Linked DNA regions of Homo sapiens: region 2 is linked to region 1. A link is an interaction called in ENCODE POLR2A ChIA-PET data of the cell type or tissue named here. Cell type or tissue: Caco-2. All regions are shown on one strand.

Region 1 (2,500 bases):
GTATTGCCCAGACCGGTCCTGAACTCCTGAGCTCAAGTGGTACACCCACCTCAGCCTCCAGAAGTGCTAGGATTACAGGCATGAGACACCGTGCCCCACCTAGTGAACTCATTTTCAACAAAGGTGCCAAGAATGTACACTGGGGAAAAGACAGTCTCTTCAATAAATGTTGCTGGGAAAGCTAGATATCCATATGCAAAAGAATGAAAGTAGACCCATATCTCTTACCATATATAAAAATAAAATCAAAATGGATTAAAGACTCATAGCTAAGACTTCAATCTATGAAACTACTACAAGAAAACACTGGAGAAACTCTCCAGGACACTGGTCTGGGCAAAGATTTCTTGAGTAATACCCTACAAGCACAGGCAAACACAGAAAAAAATTGACAAATAAGGATCACATCAAATTAAAAAACTTCTGCACAGCAAAGGAAACAGTCAGCAAACTGAAGAGATAACCCACAGAATAGAAGAAAATATCTGCAAACTACTCATCTGACAAGAGATTAATTACCAGAATATATAAGGAGCTCAAACAACTCTATAGGAAAAAGTCCAATGATCCAATTAAGAAATGGGCAAAAGATCTGAATACACATTTCTCAAAAGAAGACGTACAAATGGCAAACAGGCACATGAAAAGGTGCTCAACATCACTGATGATCAGAGAAATGCAAATTAGAACTACAGCAAGATATCATCTCACCCCAGTTGAAACGACTTTTATCCAAAAGTCAGGCAATAACAAACGCTGGCAAGCATGTGGAGAAAAGGGAACCCTCACACACTGCTGGTGGGAATGTAGATTAGTATAACCACTAAGGAGAACAGTATGGAAATTCCTCAAAAACTAAAAATAGAGTTACCATACAATCCAGGAATCCACTGCTAGGTATGTACCCAAAAGAAAGGAAATCAGTGTATCAAAGAGATATCTGCACTCCCATGTTTATTGCAACTCTATTCACAATAGCCAAGATTTGGAAGCAACTTAAGTGTCCGTCAACAGATGAATGGATAAAGAAAATGTGGTACATATACACAATGGAGTACTATTCAGCCATAAAAAATGAGATAATATTATTTGCAACAAAATACATGGAACTGGAGACCATTATATTAAGTGTAATAAACCAGGCACAGAAAGACAAACTTCGCATGTTCTCACTTGTTTGTGGGATCTAAAAATCAAAACAATTGAACTCATGGAGAAAGAGAGTAGAAGGATGGTTACCAGAGGCTAGGAAGGGTAGTGGGGAAGTGGGGAGAAAGTGGGGATAGTTAATTGGTGCAATAGAATAGTTTAAAAGAATGAATAAGACCTAGTATTTGCTAGCACAACAGGGTGACTATAGTCAATAATAATTTAATTGTACATTTAAAAATAACTAAAAGAGTTTAATTGGATTGCTTGTAGCACAAAGGATAAATGCTTGAGGGGATGAATACCCCATTTACCATGATGTAATTATTATACATTGTATGCCTGTATCAAAGTATCTCATGTACCTCATAAATATATACACCTACTATGTACCCACAAAAATTAAAAATAAAATTGTGAAAAGATATTTTTAAAAGCTTAAAATGTTTTGCATATACCATCTCTATTCTCCCCATTTTTAATATTATATCTATATTGTCAGATCATAATATATCCCTATTAACTCTCAATCTTGTTTAATGCTCATCATTGGTTTTATGTCAATCTCTCTCTAGTTATTTTGTTGTCTGAAATTCATTCGTTAGCAGATTCCCGAAGGAGGGCTCTTGGGAACAATATTCTCTCAGTTCTTACATGTTACGTTAATATAAGTGTGTGTTCTTCACACTTGAAGGTCGATTTTACTGAATATAAAATCCTTGGCTCATGTTCACATTTTCTTTTTTGAATACCTTTAATATGTTATTCCATTTTCTTCTCTCATAACATATGACTGTAGAAAAGTCAGAATGACAATGTCATTTTCTTTCTCCTATATGTCACTTTTAGCTTAGATGTCCAAAGTATTTTTTTTCTTTTTCTTTAAAACCCAGTTATATTACTAAAATATGTCTTGGTTCTTCTGAGTTAATATTCTGAGGTGCACAGTGTGCTCTTTCAATATACAAGTTTAAATTTATATATGTTTAATTTCATGAGGCTTTTTGAATTATAATTTTTAGGATGTTACTTTGGTTTTTGCTTCACAGGGATGCCTATTGTTCACATATTGGATCTTCATTGCCTATCTTCAATATTTGTCATTTTTCTCTCAAACCATATTTATCACATTCTTAATTTCTTTTTGATTCTAAAATTTTCCTCCCTTTGTGCTTTTTGTTTCTCATAAGCATTATTTATAGTGTTTATTGGTTCTTGTGCTCCTTATAGTTTTATTTTCATTTATAAAATAATGTTTTTCCTTCTATTTCTAATTCTTTCTTGAATCTGCATCCCATTTCTAAGTTTTTCTACTTCTGATTTATGTTATCTTTCATGTCTTTTATCATTT
Region 2 (2,500 bases), 510 kb after region 1:
GGGATTACAGGCGTGAGCCACTGCACCCGGCCTCTGCCAGGACTTTTTAAACTACAAATTCTCCGGTCTCTCCTTTGTGTGCATGGTTGTTTTTTTTTTTTTCTTTTGGAGACCGAGTCTTATTCCGTCACCCAGGCTGGAGTGCAGTGGTGCAATCTCGGCTCACTGCAACTTCCGCCTCCCAGGCTCAAGCAATTCTCCGGCCTCAGCCTCTGGAGTAGCTGGGATTACAGGCATGTGCCACCATGCCCGGCTAATTTTTGTATTTTGTAAAGACTGGGTTTCACCAGGTTGCCCAGGCTGGTATCGAACTCCTGACCTCAGGTGATCCGCCTGCCTTGGCCTCCCAAAGTGCTGGGATTACAGGTGTGAGCCACTGCGCCCGGCCCTTTCGTCCTATTTCCCCAGAAAAGCACATTCCACTTGCTGATCCCTGAGAAGGAGTGGGCAGCCCTACTTTCTGGGTCTATTTGGTAACAGGACTCCATCATCCTGACCAGTGTCCCTCCCGCTTTCCACTCCTTGCACCTCAGACTCCCTGGCAAGGTTCTGGGGCCCCCTCTTCTTCCAACCTTCACAGGGAAGGGTGAAAGTCCCCTCAGATGCTAAGCCCAGGCCAGATGGAAGCCTGACTCCCAGCCTTCCTCCTTGCCCAGGAATCTGTTGGGATGACGTACTTCATGTGGCCTAACACCTAAAGCAGATGCTTAGCTGGGGAAGAGCCTACAACAGGGACTGCAGGCAGGCTCCTGAGGCTCAGGACCCAGGATAGGGTCCCCAAGACGGGAGGTTGTTATAAGGCTCCTTCTCCCACAAGCTTCCAGGAATCTCCAGCCTACCTGGAAGAACTGGAGCATACTACATCCAGGGCCAGGATCTGGGCCACGCAGAGGGTGTGGCAAGTACCCTGGGGAAATAGTGTTTGCTAGGGTCCTCGTCTGTAGTTTTAAGTAAGGAGTAGGTAGGCTCTAGGATAGCACAGAATTTAAGAACAAAGGCTCTGGAGCCAGTGTTACCCATGTTCAGATCCTGGCTTTGCCTCTGCTGGCCACATAACCTTGAAGGGATTTACTTAACCTCTCTGTACCATAGTTTCCACATTGGCAAGCTGAATAAAATGATAGTATCTACCTCAAGGGACTGTTGCAGGGAATAAATGAGTGAAAGGTTTCAGAACACAGTGGGCTGAACTTTCAGTTTCTCTCTTGTGGCTGCAATTCCTGGCTCTATGTCTGCCTTGCTCCACCTGAAATCTACTCCACTCCTGAAGACCCAGGAGTTGAGATTGTTCTCTTCTAGATGTACCTATGGCCTAGACAGGTCAGGTGACTCCTCTGGGGCTTGCAAGTAATCAGCCAATCAGTGGGAGAGCACTGATTAGCAGGACATGGGGCAGGGCCTTCACAAACACCTGGGCAGGGGAGTGGCCTTGGCCAAGACACAGATTCCTGTTTTCCAGGGGATGGTGGAGGAGGCTGACTTCTGACAACTCAAGTCAGCAAACAATAGGCCTAGGATTGAGGTTTACTCCAAGTGCAATGGAGGTAAAGGGTGGATGAGGGAGTGCTCGTTGTCCCCTTAAGGTTGGGGCTGGGGGTGGCATGAGGGAGGGAAGACTTCGCACAGTGAGGGACTCCTCATTGGCCCTTGACAGTTAAAGGATGGAGGGCTTTCCAGCAATGAGGCATTTACAGAAGACAGCCAGGCATGAGTCTCCCAGTGCCCCCACCCAATCATCCCTCCATGCTACTATCACCCGAGTGGCCGAATGCCCTTCAAGGGCTCCCTTTGTCCTCACCAGAAAGCCTAACCCCAGAGCCTGGCATCCCAGGTCCCTGCTCACAGCAACTGTTGCACTTCCCATGCACTGAACCGGAGAGCTTGTAGTTCCCAGAATGAGCGATGCTGTGTCACCCCTAGGCCTTTCTGTGAGCAGGTTCTTCTGCCGGGATGCCCTGTGCTCAGCTGTCTCAGCTGTGCCTTGTGTGCAGGGCACAGCTCACAAACGACCCTCCTCTGACTGCCCTCCCAGTGCTGCCCTCACCAGCCCTTCTGCAGAGTTGGCCAATCCCAGTCGCTGCCTCTAGAGCACAAATCCCACTGTTTACTCCCACTGTGTTTTTGCTGACCTCTTTACTTGTCTTTCTTTCCAGACTCAACTTCTTGAGCCAGGAAAAGTGGCTTGCTTGAAGTGCATCCCTGCCCCCTGGAACACAGCAGGTGCTCAATAAACATCTGATAAGGAATACATGAAGGGTGAATGAACAACAGCATGGAAGAGTTCTCTGAGAAAAGCGGTGGGAATGTACTAGGGGAGGAGGGGAAGGGTCGTGAGTGCTGATGAGGCTGGCAAGGGGTCAGGACACAAGCAGGACGCAGGGTCTGAACCAGGCTGAGGAGTGGGAGGCTTCCTCTTGTGCCTCTCTGGAAGTCACTGGTGGGTTTGAGCCTGGGGTGACATGAGGGACCTGTGGTTTGGAGCTGAATCAGACTCTGCCTG

What was found. Peaks named below come from ENCODE experiments on the same cell type or tissue, not always from the same donor. Only the 100,000 strongest peaks of a DNase experiment are listed, where the experiment ranks them.
Region 2: POLR2A ChIA-PET joins it to region 1 with 5 read pairs; 2 of 35 experiments call an interaction of 5 or more read pairs at or near these places.

What each region holds. Positions count from the first base shown.
Region 1 is chr11:120,727,673-120,730,172 of GRCh38, reverse strand. All of the region lies in intron 3 of GRIK4 (glutamate ionotropic receptor kainate type subunit 4), which reads right to left. Among named protein-coding and RNA genes, the nearest start is that of GRIK4, 220 kb to the right of the region's middle. In Caco-2, no CTCF peak of the experiment used is centred here; no DNase peak of the experiment used is centred here.
Region 2 is chr11:120,220,164-120,222,663 of GRCh38, reverse strand. The region is part of intron 1 of OAF (out at first homolog); the gene reads right to left. Among named protein-coding and RNA genes, the nearest start is that of OAF, 10 kb to the right of the region's middle. RefSeq lists an enhancer at 1,455-1,954. In Caco-2, no CTCF peak of the experiment used is centred here; a DNase peak (open chromatin) is centred at 1,393.